2 separate regions of the Homo sapiens genome follow, and region 2 is linked to region 1. A link is a loop called in an ENCODE intact Hi-C map of the cell type or tissue named here. Cell type or tissue: CD14-positive monocyte. All regions are shown on one strand. Each heading gives the region's core, and the rest is flanking DNA. Links, peaks and the distances in the headings are about the cores only.

Evidence for each region. Peaks named below come from ENCODE experiments on the same cell type or tissue, not always from the same donor. Only the 100,000 strongest peaks of a DNase experiment are listed, where the experiment ranks them.
Region 2: a loop joins it to region 1, with 3 times the contacts of the local background. A loop is called at or near these places in 34 of 110 quality-filtered maps.

The regions. Positions count from the first base shown.
Region 1 is chr15:73,694,919-73,702,781 of GRCh38, reverse strand. CD276 (CD276 molecule) reads right to left here. Exons shown (of 10, transcript NM_001024736.2): 2 at 3,064-3,196; 3 at 189-527; 4 at 1-10. The coding sequence starts at 3,142. Among named protein-coding and RNA genes, the nearest start is that of CD276, 14 kb to the right of the region's middle. RefSeq lists enhancers at 55-776, 5,154-5,664, 5,440-5,734, 5,665-6,177, 6,178-6,689 and a silencer at 2,328-2,377. In CD14-positive monocyte, for the core only: CTCF peaks have their summits at 2,131 and 2,331 (motif pointing right); a DNase peak (open chromatin) is centred at 2,351; H3K27me3 peaks cover 648 bases.
Region 2 is chr15:73,294,331-73,302,193 of GRCh38, reverse strand. NEO1 (neogenin 1) reads right to left here. Exons shown (of 29, transcript NM_002499.4): 27 at 3,583-3,846; 28 at 737-873. MIR12135 (microRNA 12135) reads right to left here and starts at 2,284; the gene lies at 2,215-2,284. In CD14-positive monocyte, for the core only: no CTCF peak of the experiment used is centred there; a DNase peak (open chromatin) is centred at 3,163; H3K27ac peaks cover 1,517 bases.

The DNA of each region.
Region 1 (7,863 bases), core at 1-4,000:
GAGTAGGGAGCTGGAGGTGACAGAGGGCAGGGGTCAAGGGCAGGGCAATGGCAGAGGACGAAAAGGATGCATGGGGCTGAGTACAGGAATCAGCACTGGGGTTCTGGGAGCAGTGGTGCAGCAGGGGGTGGGCTGCAGGGGGAATGGAGGGTGAACTAAGGGGAAGGCGTCCCCCTCCTGGTGCTCACCGGCCACCTGCAGGCTGACGGCAGCGCTGCCGAAATCCCGGATGCTCACGAAGCAGGTGAAGCTGCCCTCGTCCGCCACACGCACGCGCTGCAGCCTCAGGGATGCGTTGCCCTGTGCCAGCAGGTCCGGGAAGAGGGCCGTGCGGTTGGCATAGGCGCTGCCCTGGTCCTGGCCCTCAGCAAAGCTGTGCACCAGCTGTTTGGTATCTGTCAGCTGCCAGATGAGGTTGAGCTGTGCCAGGCTGAAGCCAGGCTCAGGGGAGAAGGAGCAGCACAGGGTGGCATCGGTGCCCACCAGTGCCACCACTGGGTCTTCAGGGACCTGGACCTCCAGGGCTCCTGGGGGTAGGGGGAGTGGAGAACATATAAGGGGGACTGAGGAGGGGTGGGCCTCCCTAGTCCCGCTCCCTGCCCCTGCTAACCCCAGGCCCTGTCCACCCCTCCTTTTAGGCCTGAGACCCAAAGTAATTTATTGTCTTAGGACCTCATTCAGTCAAGAATATAGTCAGCACCTACAGGTGCCAAGCATAAAAGTCAGAAATGCAACAGAGAGCAATACTACGGTCACATCCCCACAGAACTTACATTTTAATGGGAGAGAGAGACAAATGGGCACACAGATTCTCGTCAGCATGTGACTAAGGTATGTGAGGAAAAGGAGCCAGCAGGTTAGTAAGTAAAGCAACAGCTTTTCAAAAATCTGGCAGGTACTTTACACCTGCCTGCACCATGTGCATTTCCCCATGAGCGTAAGTAATGTTATAAATTGGGGAGTCCAAAAAAGTATCCACCAAAAATGTCAATAGTGGTTTCTCTGGAGGAGAGAGAATCACAAGTGCTTTTTCTTTTTTTCTTTTTTTTTCTTTTCCTAACGAAACACGATTTGTTTTTATACAAGAAAGAATACCCGTACCTTTAAATATGGTGGTGAGGCACATGCTCTTTAAAGCAATTAAGCTGAAATTTATAGGGAATGAAAAAGAGCTGACATACAGAGAACCCCGTAGAGGAAACAGCAGGTGGAAGGCCCTGAGGCAAGACTGGCCTTGCTGTGTGAAAATATCGGGGAGCGTCCAGTGTGGCAGACACATCTGATGGGAGGGCATGTCCCACCCAGACCAAAGATGACTTGAAGAGACCAGTGAGGAATCTAACTTTTTCTATGAGTAATGGGAATCACTGGGGAGTGTTTTAATCACGCATAATCTGAGTAGCAATGCTTAAAACTCACTCTAGCTCCTCTGTGGAGACTGGACTGTGGCAGGGCAAGGGGGAGGCCAGTTAGGGGCGGTTTCAGCTGTCCCTGTAAGAGGTGAGGGTGGTGTGGCTTCAAAGGGTGGTAGTAGAGAAGAAGAGAGGGATCAGATTCAAGGTTTATTTAGGAGGGAATCAACAGGACTTGCTGATGAGTCAGAAGTGAGGGGAAAAGGCCCGGCATGGGAGGCCGAGGCAGGTGGATCACCTGAGGTCAGGCGTTCGAGACCAGCCTAGCAGATATGGTGAAACCCCACCTCTACTAAAAAATAGCCAGGGGTGGTGGAACACACCTGTAATCCCAGCTACTCAGGAGGCTGAGGCAGGAGAATTGCTTGAACCTGGGAGGTGGAGGTTGCAGTGAGCCGAGATCGCGCCACTGCACTCCATCCTTGGCAACAGAGCAAGACCCCATCTCAAAAAAAAAAAAAGAGGAGGAGGAGGAGGGGAGGAGGGGAAGCGAACCCCCCCACCCTGGCACTACCATTCTCCGGTAATGGTTAGATTGTGTGCTTCGAGCACTAGCAAAGCAGGCACACTCAAAATGTGGGAAGATCAACCTTGAAACAATGCTAATTGAATACAGCACTCATTAAAGGTTTCCTGCATTTAGAAAAATAACATTGACTTTATGGTTATTATTTTTATTGTGAATCATACTCAGTATCATAATCTTTGCAGTACCTAGAGATCTCTAAAGTTCTTAAGCTAGCCTTGGATCTCTTGCTGAAACCCCTGGTGCCCCAGGCCAGTTCTCATGCCCTGTCAGTCGAACCAGGGTGCCCCTTGGAGGGGACATTTGGGGGAATGAAACCTGGTAAGTCACCCAGACAAAACCCTTTCTTGCTCTAGAGAAATCAGAGCAGCCGTGGGTAGAGACAGGCACTTCTTTATGGCCACAAGATGGCGCCAGACCCTCAGCTTTGTCTTCCCCACGGAGGAAGCCGTCTCAGAGCAGAGATGCTGATGAGAATTTGAAATGTGATGAGGATATTGTTATTAAAGTAGCTATTATTATTGAGTGCTTCCTGTGTGCCAAGCACCGTGTGGGGAGAGTCACATCGTTTATTCTACACAGTTATTGGGCACCTACTATGCAACAGCCGCTCTGGCCCTGAGATGGACCCTGCTCTTTGAACAGGGAGGAAGCAAGCAAACGCCAGGTGGGGGCGAATCTAGGCAGAATAACGCAGGGAGGCCAGGGATAGGGAGGGAGGAGCGGAGGTGTGCTATTTTATACAAGGGAGCTAGGAGAGCCTTGAGAGGAGGTGACATTGAGCAAAGACCTCCACAAAATATGGGATCCAGTCATGCAGACGTTTAGGGGCAGAAAGTTCCAGGCAGAGGAAAGAGCAAGTGGAAAGGTCCTGGGAGGGGGCGCACACAGTGTATTCAAGAAATAGCACGATCTCATTTAGCACTCATGTTCCCATTTTACAGACAAGGAAATGGAGGCTAAGAACAGTAACGTGAGTTGCCTACTGGATCCCACAGGTGGAAGTAAGGTATGGCCCTGCTAGCCAGAGCTGGCTTGGCAGGACCCCTAACAGGCGTGGGCACCCCCTCCCCAACTGCCACAATCACTGTCCCTCCCCTCCCGTCCCCATGCTGCTACCCTCACCTGTGAGGCAGAACCACAGTGCTCCCAGGGCTGCACCCACATGCACACCCATGCCAGGGCTGCCCCGCCGACGCAGCATCTTCCTGTGAGGCGGCTGACAGCTGGGCTCCCCGTGGTGGAAGGCTGCCCCTGCCTGGGAGAAAGAGGACGCAAGGCCTTTGTCTCCAAAGGTTCTCCCCAGACCATCTCTTGCCTCATCTCTCCTGGACCAGAGTGGGGAAGGCTGCAACTGCCCACTGGGAGGTCCTCATTCCCATATCCCACCGGGCCCCCTGCTGAGGAATCTTGGTGACAGATGCTTGGCAGGGAGTCCCTGGGGAGGCCTGACAGGGAAGATGGGGTAGGGGGCAGCTGGGATCCACCCTTTCAGCTAAGATGTTAGTATCCAAATATAAGGAAGAGGAGGCAAGGCGGCAAGTGAAGGCAAGGTTGGCTTGCTCTGGGGCTAGGATGTGTGCAGATCAATTTGGCAGACAGTAGCTGGTAGGGCAGAGCAGGAGCTCCTGTGGGGGCCAGACTTAGAGATGGGCTGACAGGTGTGAAATGTATCCTAAAGGCAGTTGAGAGCCACTGAAGCTTCCTGAATAAGGGAAATACACGGTCAGAGCTGAGCTTCATGAAGATTAATCTGACAGCACCTCCACCCGCTATCTGATGGGAGGGTATGTTTCAGCCAGATCAAGCAGGGCTTTGAGAGACCAGTGAGGAATTTGGGTTTTTCTATGAGTAATGGGAATCACTGGGGAGCATTTTAATCACACATAATCTAGGTAACAATGTTTAAAACCCACTCTAGCTCCTCAGCATAGACTGGATTGTATCAGGGCAAGGGAGAGGCCAGTTAAGAGGCTATTTCAGGCTGAGTGCAGTGGCTCATGCCTGTAATCCCAGCACTTTGGGAGGCTGAGGCAGGCGAATCACTTGAAGTCAGGAGTTTGTGACCGGTTTGAACAACATGGTGAAACCCCATCTCTACTAAAAATACAAATAATTAGCTGGGCATGGTGGTGGGCACCTGTAATCCCAGCTACTTGGGAGGGTGAGGCAGGAGAATTGCTAGAACCCAGGAGGCAGAGGTTGCAGTAAGCCAAGATTGCACCACTGCACTCCAGACTGGGTGACAGAGCCAGACTCGATCTCAAAAAATAAAAATAAAAAAAGAGGCTAATATAGCCATCCCTGTAGGAAGGTATAGTGGTGGAATAAATGAAGGGCCAGACAGGAGACAAAGCATGTCTGGGTAAAAGTGACAGTATCTGAGGACTTGGGTAGAGAGAAAGAGCAGTCAGGTTGGCCGTGGTTTTGAGCCTCAGTGACAGGGTGGAGCATTCACTGAGGCAGAGAAAATGGAAGGGTTCAGTATAGCTTGTGTGAAATCAGCAGTATTTGCAAAGAAGCTTCTAGGACAGAGTTTTAGGAGGCGACTAGGTGTATGAGTGTGGGAATGCAGAGAGAGAACATTTGCTAGCTTAACACATCTGTATTGAGTGACCAAGACAGATCAGAAGTGGAAGAGGCAAGGACTTGGGGATGACCTCAAGGCTGGAGTCAGGACTGAGTAAGAGGCAAGTCTGTGGCTGCAGGTCAGGCCTGAGCTGGGGATGAGAAGGGCAGACATCCCTAAATCCAGCCCTGCTCCCAATCCCAGCCACCCTCCAGGCTGCACACACCTTGTCCCTGAGTCCCACAGCTGCTGCCTAAACATTTGTGCCATGTCCTGATCAAGCCACATCTATGCCAACCAACACTGATCAACAAGAATAGAAATGATTTCACGTCCTCCTAATACCCTGGGAGATAGGCTGTAACACTTGGTCCTATTTTTGCAGGACTTTAAAAAATTAAAGCCCATGGCTGGGTGTGGTGGCTCATGCCTGTAATCCCAGCACTTTGGGAGGCCGAGGTGGGTGGATCACGAGGTCAGGAGTTTGAGACCAGCCTGACCAACATGGTGAAACCCTGTGTCTACTAAAAATATAAACATTAGCTGGGCGTGGTGGCTCAGGCCTGTAATACCAGCTACTCAGGAGGCTGAGGCAGGAGAATTGCTTGAACCCAGGAGGCGGAGGTTGTAGTGAGTGGAAATCGCGCCACTGTACTCCAGTCTGGGCGATACTGCAAGACTCTGTCTCAAAAAAAAAAAAAAAAAAATTAAAGCCCAGATAAGTGACTTTGTTAATGTCAAGTAATTTGCCAGTCAGCACAGCCAAAAAGAGTCCAATTCTGCTACACCTTTCCACCCTTCCACGGAGCAAACCTCATCAACAGCTGCTAGCCTCAATTCCATTCCAGGCGCCCAGCCTCAATCCTTCCAATCCCAGCCAGGCACACCCGCCCCCCGCCACCCTCCACTCCTACACACACACACCCCCAGCAGCTGGGCCAAGGGAGTCCCTCAGCCAAACCATGTGCATCCTGGCCAGCCCCCCTTCTCTCCCAGCTGTCTACAGTGGGGAAGCCCTGAGCAGCCACTTCCTTTCCAGACGCTTCCGGCCTCAAAGCCTTACTGCCTGCTGAGTCAGCAGCCTTCCCCGGCTCCATTCATAAAGCACCTTTGGCAGGCACCACATCCTGCCCCACAAGGGCCACCCTGAGGCCCACAGGAAGATCCAGCAGGCAGCTGCCTGCAGGACCTGCCCAACCCCTGCGGGAAGCACCAGGGCTAAGGATGAACGAACGCCCAGATTCCACATCTCCCTGCCTCTCTTTAACCCCAGACAGAACCAAGGCCTGTGGGTTCTTCCTGGGCCGCCTCCCTCACTCTCCACACTGCTTCTCAAGCTTCCATCTCCCACCCTGACCCATCACCCCCCTCACTGGCCCTGCTTGCTCCTCTCTTTCCCTGCCAGCCCCATTCTCTAAGGTGCCTTCTCTTAGGACCTAAGACAGGAATCTGCTCATGTCCCTCCCCTGCTCAAGAACTTCCCATGGCTCCCCATTCACTATAGAAGTCAGACCCCATTCCTCTGCCTGGTACTCAAGACTCTTCATATAATTGTCTCCTTCATATATCAGGCTAATTCCTGCCACTCTGGGCAGGTACAGGGAGCAGAGGGCACCTCCCCTGATCAGACCTACCCAGGCTCTCCCAGGGCCGAGCTGCGCTTCCCTCCAGAGGGAAGATGAGGGACTTCCAGGGCTGCGCCCTGGACTTGCTCCCTTTCATTCCTTTCCTAGACTCTGGATCCTGGAAACCTGCCCTGGAGAGAAGCAGTTTGACAGCCCAGAAGCAAAGAGACCAGAAGAGTCCACGGCACCCAGAGACCCCTACGCTGACAGCTGGGCCTGGAGGAGCTGAGGACAGGAGAAAGAGACAGAGCTCAGAAAGGAAGTGCTCCCTGGAGAATGGGAGAGTGTCCTGTGAACACAGAGCTGGTCGGCCCGGGACCCAGAGCCACGTGGAGCCACGCAGGCCTCATGCTGCCTGCGTACCACCCCCTCCACCCATGTTTTCCACAAAGGGGAATCTCATCCCCAGCCGGGACCTGCCCTGGAGTCAGCATGTGCCACCCGTCCCGGTGAGTCACCTGCCAGTGCCCACTCCTCGTCCTTCTCCTTCCTGCTCTATCCCAAAACCACAGAGCACCTTCGGCTTTCACAGAGCAGCAGGAGAGAGGGGTCAGGCTGTCCTCAGCCTAAGGTACAGCAAGGGCATCCAACCCTGCAGAAGCAGGGCCACAGGGAGGCTCCCAAGAGATGACCCAAGATGTGCCCTCAGAAAGCTACAACAAATCCAGACTGCACCTGGGCTCAGGGCCAAAATGCCCTGGGCCTGGGGATGCCCAAGAGGGTCTCCTTGCCCCCCACCATAATCACCCACATCACTCCACTTCCTCCTAACCCCCTACTTCCTCCCAATCCCCGCAGGGGCTCCTTGGGCAACACTTCCCACAAAGGGACAAAAAGGGTCAGAAAGACACAAAGTTCTGAAAATGTCAGACAAGTCCCTGGATCCAGCTATGCCTGAAGCAAGCTGCAGACCTAGACCGCCCAGATATTTGAGCCAATCATTTTTTTTCCCTTAAACCAGTTTGAACTAAGTTTCTATTGTCTGCAACCGAAGGAGTCCTTGAATCCACATGCATTCATGTCTTTAGTAATTCATTTCACTACTTACGGAGTTCCTGGTAGGGACGTACTAGGGGCAGAGAGATAACTAAGGTACACGTCTGTCCTCAAGGAGCAGATTCTAATAGGGAAGGGGGACATGCAGTTAGATCACTGCAGTTTGGTATAGTATACTATTTATGATATGGTCAGGGCGAATTGGAGGCACCTCAGAGGCATGATAACCCCAGAGATGATCCCTGAAAAGTCATGAGCAGCTCCCCAGGTAGCCGCGCTGGGAAAGGTAACCCTTTCCTGAACTCCAGAGACCCGTCCTCCTGACACTGCCTGTCTGCCCCTCAGCCAGATCACCCTGGAATTCTAGAAAATGAGCCCAAAGTGTGGGGTTCTGGTCCCAGCTCTGACACTTTGTTATGCAATCTTAACTAGGCAACTTCTCTGAGCTCAGTGTTCCTACCTATAAAAGAAAAGCTTTGTGGATGCTAGTGGAACTTTATCAGTACTTGAAGCTTTCAGGGACTATATCCTTAAGGCTTAACCAGTTCACAGCCACACAGTTCCCACTGAAATGCACAAAGTGACTGTGGCAGAAACTGCTAGTTGTTGTCCACTTACACCCATTTTCTCCCTTTTTAAGAGACAGGGTCCCGCTCTGTCACCCAGGCTGGAGTGGTACCATCATAGTTCAGTGGTGCAATCAGAACCCACTGCACCCTTGTAACTCCTGGGCTC
Region 2 (7,863 bases), core at 1,614-5,613, 400 kb after region 1:
CTGGTGATTTTTGTTTCGAGAACAACCACTCAGGCACTTTCTCCTCCAGCATCTTGCTCAGGAAAGGTCACAGAGTAGAACTGAGGGAATGTATGGATGGTTCAAACCAAGAAAAGAACAATGACAGAAGGGACAGAACTAAAAGGCAGGCAGGATGTGGGGGAAGGGGCCATTAGCTGGGCTAGTGTGAAAAGCTAATTTAAGATGTTCAAGAGTGGATATGGGGGCCGAGCGTGGTGGCTCACGCCTGTTATCCCAGCACTTTGGGAGGCTGAGGCAGGTGGATCACCTGAGGTAGGGAGTTCAAGACCAGCCTGGCCAACATAGTGAAACCCCATCTCTATTAAAAATACAAAACAATAGCCAGGCATGGTGATGGGTGCCTGTAGTTCCAGCTACTCAGGAGGCTGAGGCAGGAGAATCCCTTGAACCCAGGACGCAGACGTTGTAGTGAGCCGAGATCATGCCACTGTATTCCAGCCTGGGAGACAGAGCAAGATTCTGTCTCAAAAAAAAAAAAGAGTGGATATGGGAAAGAAAGCACACCAAGTCCTCAGCACAGTTCCCGGCTCAGAAGAGATGCTCAACACTGTATCTACTGAATGAATGAGTGTATCTGCTTCATAGTTCTGGGTGGCGGGCCTGGTATGCACAGATTATCAGCTTGACCAGCAGTCTCAGGCCCTGGGGCATGTTCCCAGGCAATCTGGCTGGACTGATGGCCCCACGAACTTACACTCTCGGAGTCTTCCAACATCCTTGTGGTCTCCTGCACTTCAGGGGCACTGGGAACAACCACTGGCATAGGAGGCCGGCTCCTTCCTAGAGTCCCGATGGAGGCTGTCTTCACTGAGTGAATGTGATGGTTCAGAGCTGAGGGGAAAGGGCACCATCAGATATGTGGCCAAGCCTGCCTCCCCTAGACCTCATGAAGGCCCTAAGGTCCAAGTGCTGCTTCGGGGTGAGAGAGACATACAGACCCAGTGCAGGGATACTGCTCTGAAAAGTTACTGGAATAAGAGGGAAGGAGGGAGATAGCAGGGCATTCATGAGGCCAGAGAAAATATTCCACTGTCTCTAGAAAACCAATATCCTAGTCCAGTGGTTCTCAAAGTGTGGTAGTCCACAAACCCTTGCAGGATATCTGGAAGGCCAAAGCTCTCTTTATAGTAAGACATTATTTGCCTTTCCACTGTGTTTGCCTTTGCACTGAGGATACAAAGGCAATAGTGGGTGAGCTGCTGGAGCCTTAGCACAAATTAAGGCAGTGGTGCCAAACTGTAAAGCCATTCACTGACACGCACGTGCAGTTTAAAAAAGCCAGTTTCACTAAGAACCATCCTTAATAAAGGAATACATATTTTTTATTTTACTAAATCTTGACCTTACTGTATGTGACAAAATGGAAAGTATGCATAAAGTACTTCAGCTGTGTGCAAAGTATGACAGCTGTCTTTTTTTTTGAGACGGAGTCTCTCCTTGTTGCCCAGGCTGGAGTGCAGTGGAGCAACCTCTGCTCACTGCAACCTCCACCTCCCGGGTTCAAGTGATTCTCCAGCCTCAGCCTCCCGAGTAGCTGGGATTACAGGTGTCTGCTACCACACCCGGCTAACTTTTTGTATTTTTAGTAGAGGCGGGGTTTCACCATGGTGGCCAGGCTGGTCTTGAACTCCTGACCTCAGGTGATCTACCCGCCTCGGCCTCCCGAAGTGCTGGGATTACAAGCGTGAGCCACCGCGCCCGGCCAACAGCTGTCTTAAATAAAGGTACTTGTGATAGTTTTGAGTTTTGAGTTGAATGTTTTTATCATGGAATATCACTGTTAGTTCAAAGACAGACAAACTGGTTCTTGAGACATCTTTTAGAAAATGAACAAAGTGAGCCTGTCAATTCAAGGAACACAATGGATAGTGTTTCTTGCCAATGATAAAATTTAAGTTTTAAGTAAAAATCAGGATTTTGGAAAACTTGCATCCGCCACCATGGTCTTGAGAACTTAATACTTACACATTTTGATGATATTAATGAATATGTTTTTAGATACTGGATAATGAAATGTATCACTATTTGCAGAATTTGCATAATGTAGTGGACCAATATTTTCTAAATGACCGATGTGTGATATTTTAGTATCATGCATTAAATGCAAGACAGATGAATGAATTTCAATGGAATGAAGTATGAATATTTCATAGATAAGGTTTCAGATTTCACTTTACAAACAAACCTTTAAAAAACTACAACTTGCTGAGTTTTGCTGTAGTATCAAAAAAGAATATCCACAATTATCTGAAAAGGTTATAAAAATACTCTTCCCTTTTCCAATTACATATCTGTTAGGCCAGATTTTCTTCTTATATTTCAACCAAAACACCATATTGCAACAGATTGAATGCAGAAGCAGATAGGAAAATCCAGCTGTCTTCTATTAAGCCAGACATTAAAGAGATCTGCAAAAAATAAAACGACTCTTCTCACTATATTTTTGTTTTGAAAATAGTTGCTTTTCGGCTGGGCGCAGTGGCTCACGCCTATATTCCCAGCACTTTGGGAGGCCGAGGTGGGCGGATCACGAGGTCAGGAGATCAAGACCATCCTGGCTAATGTGGTGAAACCCCGTCTCTACTAAATACACAAAAAATTAGCTGCGCATGGTGGTGGGCACCTGTAGTCCCAGCTGCTTGGGAGGCTAAGGCAGGAGAATGGCGTGAACCCGGGAGTCGGAGCTTGCAGTGAGCCGAGATTGCCCCACTGTACTCCAGCCTGGGTGACAGAGCGAGACTCCATCCCAAATAAAAAAAAAAAAAGGAAAATAGTTGTTTTTCATAAAAATATGCTACTTATCTTAACATGATAGATACTTGCTTTTTTAAATGAATAAAATACTTTAAAAATTTCTTAGTTTTAATTTTAATATGGTAAATATTGATAGATATAACCCATATGAAGAAAAGCTCTTTTAGGTGCTCAATAGCTTTTAAGCTATAAAGGGATACTGAGACCAGAAATTTTGAAAACCACTGGCTTATTCTAAAGCAAATGAATAGGTAACAATTTGGAAGAGCAGAAAGCAAGCATGCCTTTGAGGTCAGGGGACTGTTACTGAGCTGTGTGGATTTGGGTAAATGACTTTCCCTTCACAGGATTCCTTTCCCTATTCTGAGGTTACTTCTGCTTTCACCACCCTATGAGTCCAAGCCTTGGCCTCCCTGATCCCTTCTCTAGTTTGCAGGGACCTTACGAAGTGAGGTGATTCCAGGGGTCTGGGCAGACTAGATCTGCTATCCATTCCCATGCCATTGGACTTACCACCAAAGGTGCTGCACATAAAACACAATTCAAAAGGTCAGCCCTTGGTTCCCAGCAAATTATTCTCCGGTTTGTAAGTGTTCCCAGAAAAGGGGAGGCCATAAACTTCCTGGGCGGGGCAATGGCACACTGCTACGCTAACAGAATTGCTAAGATAGGCTTGGAGGATATTTGCTTTGCTATACTTCAAAGAAGGGGTGGCTTTGTCCCAAGCTTGAGCCAAAGGGTCACTCCAGGTGTGCTCCCTCCAGGTGTGCTGCCATCCTCACTCACCTTGCTGGGACAGTAATGGTGTGCTTGGCAATGCAGGATCATAGGTGGGAGGTCCTGGAGGCGGGATTGCTGGCACGGCGAAGCTCTTCAATGGGTGGGAAGGGCGAACATGGGCAGTGGGAAGACTCTGGCCTGAATCTTCCTCTTGGGAGCTGGCCAAGTAAGAGGAGCTGGTAGCACCTTCAGGGTCCTGGTGATCAGTGCAGCATGTTTGAGACGAAGAGGCTGGCATGGTGTCAGTGCTGGGGGTATTTCGAACGGATTCTACAGCAGGAAAGTCTAAATGTTAGCATTTCTTTTGCCATTAAATATGTGACAGTCCCACAGTTTGGCTACTTCTAGGGGTTCCCTAAACCAGCTCAATAGCACTTGCGATCAGTGCTAGTCCAAGAGAACATGGATTAGCACCACTGCCAGGGATAAGAATGGAGTCTCGAACAATTTTGTACTCAACCAGCTATTCCAGTTTTTCACCTCACAGCTAAGTGGTCACAATTTTGTAGATTTAAAGTTCTCCTCATTATTTATTATGAAGCACTTGTAAAGGTTCCTGAGATGACTAAGATATTAAGATATAAATAAGTATAAAAGAAAATTAAAAACTTCACTCACTGGAATCTTAGACAGTGGCCTTTCATAGACAACCATGGCTAACCACCAAGGCTGGCCGGGTACCTGACAGTAGCCAGCTCTGCTGACAAGGCCTGGCGGTCACTGCAGGAGAGGCCAATGCCACAGGCCTTCGTGCCTCCAGGGACTGTGCATGGCCTCATCACAGCAAAAAACCCATAGCTCAAGTGAGAATTGGACAACAAACAGAGCAGCCCAGAGGTCTGCACACAGCTTTCAGATCACACCAAATGAAGGGCATTTTTGATTCAGAGAAGGAAATGGGGGTAGATTAGCCTGGAGAAGGGAAGGCTCAGGAAGAACATGATAACAATCTCAAAATATAAGAAGGGGCAGAGTTGTTCTGGAAGGCAGCACAGCAGGGTAGAAAAGCACGGACTCTGGAGTCAGACAGACCTGGACTCCAATCTTTGTGTACTAGCTGGGTGAATTTGACAAAGTCACTGAATATCTCTGAGTCTCAGTTTCTTCATCTACAAAAGAGGGAGAATAACACATAATTCTTTGAGGATTGAATGAGATGTATGAAAAGTGCTGAACACGGTGCTTGAATATCTATCTATTAAGATTCTTTTCTTTGTAAATTACTGGGTGCTTACTTTAAGCCAAGCACTATGCCAGCTGCTTTACATTCATTAGTTCACTAGATCCTCAAAGTAACTCAGAAGGCACTGGGAGGTTAAGCAAATTGCCCATTTGCACAGTTAAGAACTAGCAGGGTGGAATCTGAATCCCTGCCTTCCGACTTCCACACACATGCTCTGGACCACCACACACCTTTCCACACCCAGACTACCACTTGCCCCCACCCTGTGGGGCAGAAGCAGCACCAAGGCCCGGGGAGACCACATAAGGAAGACCCTTCCAACAGCATGAGCTGGTGACCAGCTTCCCCACCTGTGAGGAGAGGGATGGGGACACAGCTCAGGGCAATGGACTGTACCAGGTGGCCTGAAGGCCTCTTCTGACTTCTGGAGTCCTCAACCTTAACAAGTACAGTAGTCCCCCTTATCCATGCTTTTGCTTTCAATGATTTCAATTATCTGTGGCCAACTGCTGTCCAAAAATTTAAATGAAAAATTCCAGAAATAAATAATTCATAAGTTTTACATTTTGCACCGTTCTGAGTAGCATGATGAAATCTTACGCCATTCCACTGGGGATGTGCCTCATCCCTTAGTCCAGCCTATCCAGACTGCGTACACTACCTGCCCTTGAGTCACTTAGTAGCTGTCTCGGTTATCAGATGGAGAAAACAGATATAAAGGGTTCAGTACTATATGCGACTTCAGGCCTCCACTGCGGGGGGAGGGGGAGGGTCTTGGAATGTATCCCCGCAGATGGGGATACTGTAAAGCATGAGCAATCTGCAGAAATCCAACACATTTCCCTGCCTTTGTTGCTGAAGTAGCAGTGAATCTGTGCCCTTGGGCTCTGAGAAGTCAGGCCACACCAGTCACGAGTGGCACCTCTGATCTTGGGTCCATGGATGAGGGACTCGTACACCCTCCCAAGTGTGCCTAACTATGTTGGCCCTACCAGGCTTAGGTCACTCCTCACCCCTTAAAGGGGTGTGCTGAGGATCTTCTTAGGCTTGCTCAAGCTAGCCATCCCCACGGCGGGGGAGCTGGTGGTCCCCCTCTGTGATCCTGGGCCAGGGAGAAGCTGGGCAGGGTAGGAGCTGGCTAGGAAGGGTAGCAGGGAGGAGGAGAGAGAACAGTAGACTCATGTCCAGGCCATGTCAGCCTGTACTGACAGATATGTTAGGTCAGCTCTGGGCAAACCGGCCTCTCCTGACTGCCTCAACGGTCTGTAACTGGATATATAAGCTTCTGAGGGCCAAAGAGATGGCGCAAAAGGTGAAAAAGGAAAATGGGGTTGCCTACATGAGTCAGCACCCAGGCCTGCTACCACAGACCAGGGCTGCCTTGCACAACTCCGGGGGCCCCAGGCACGTTGCTTTTATCATGAAGGGTGCTCCCTGACAGTGTGCAAAATCACTGGCCTGCTTAGAATCCATGCTGTAAGTAAAATTCCTGCTTTGGCAAGGGGGCTACTTCCTGACTGACTTGCCTCTTAAAGAGTTAAGACACACAGAGTTCACACTGGCCAAGTGATTGGACAAGAGGAAAGTGCTTTTCCAATGTCAAGTGGTGGTGACATAGTGAATGCTCCTTAGAGCAGAGACTGGCCCTGCTTAGCCCATATATACCAAGCTGTGGCAACACTCTGAGCTCCAGAGACACAGGAGCTTAGCAAAGTACAATCGTGAAAAAGAACTTTGATCATTTCTGGATACTTGCTCTATATTTCAAATCAGTCTTCAGTAAGTCTATCACTTTAGTTTTACCTTCTATTATCCAACTAGTCATCAAAGCATGGCCTCTCTCAGTAATGCAAATTATTCTTTCCCCCTCTCTTCACTTTCTGCCTAGGTCCGTAGAGCAGGGAATGCTTACCAATACTAGATCACAAGGGAGAGGGCTGGGTAGGAGCTGCCATGCTTCTCTCCAATCCCCAAACCCAGGAGGAAGGAGGAAGGGGCTGATTTGATTGGAAGGTGCCTGCCATCCACTCAGGCAGGACCACATCCTAGCATGTGAGATTCCTTGGCCTTAAAGATGGAGAAACAGGGTTGGGCACAAAACCTCCTTTCTAAGAGCAGGTGTGGAGGCTGCTTTCTGGTCCTCTGTTCTATTTGAGACTATGTCTGTAAGGCAGACTTTGGCTCTCCATGCAGCTGGCTGGAGTAACTGTCCATCTTGGAAACCGTCTTTCCTAAATGCAGAACTCCAAATTGGGATTTGGAGGGAGATAGTAGAAAGGCCAAATTTTTACATATATATATATATATATTTAATATTTAGTAGAGACGGGATCTTGCCTTGTTGCCCAGGCTGGTCACAAACTCATGGGCTCAAGCGATCCTCCTGCCTCAGCCACCCAAAGTGCTAGAATTACAGGCATGAGCCACACTGCTCAGCCTGGAAGGCCAAATTTAGATGTGAGTTCAAGCAGCATTCTCCAAATCAGGTAATAGCTTTGGGAGTAGCTAATGTTGGAAATTATTAGGCACCCCTTAATAAAGCTTCATTTGATGTTTTGGGTATGTTTATGATTGATGAAAACTTGAAAGAATGGGGACCGGGCGCGGTAGCTCACGCCTGTAATTTCAGCACTTTGGGAGGCCAATGCAGGCGGATCACTTGAGGTCAGGAGTTTGAGACCAGCCTGGCCAACATGGGGAAACCCTGTCTCTACTAAGAATACAAAAATCAGCTGGGTGTGGTGGTGTGTGCCTGTAATCCCAGCTACTTGGGAGGCTGAGGCAGGAGAATCGCTTGAACCCAGGAGGTGGAGGTTACAGTGAGCCGAGATCGCACCACTGCACTCCAGCCTGGGCAACAGACTGAGGCTCTGTCTCAAAAACAAACAAAGAAACCAAAGAAAAACAAAAAACTTAAAAGAATGGGGATATTACTGGAAACCCAAATTTCCAGCATAAAGTTTTGAGGTTCTTTTAAAATGGAACTCACTTGAAATTCCCTTATTCCCCAGACCAGCAAAACTCAGTTCTATCAGTAACATAATAACTATTAATAGGCAAGTTTCAAATGGTGGAAAAATAATATGTTGAATATATGGGAAGTT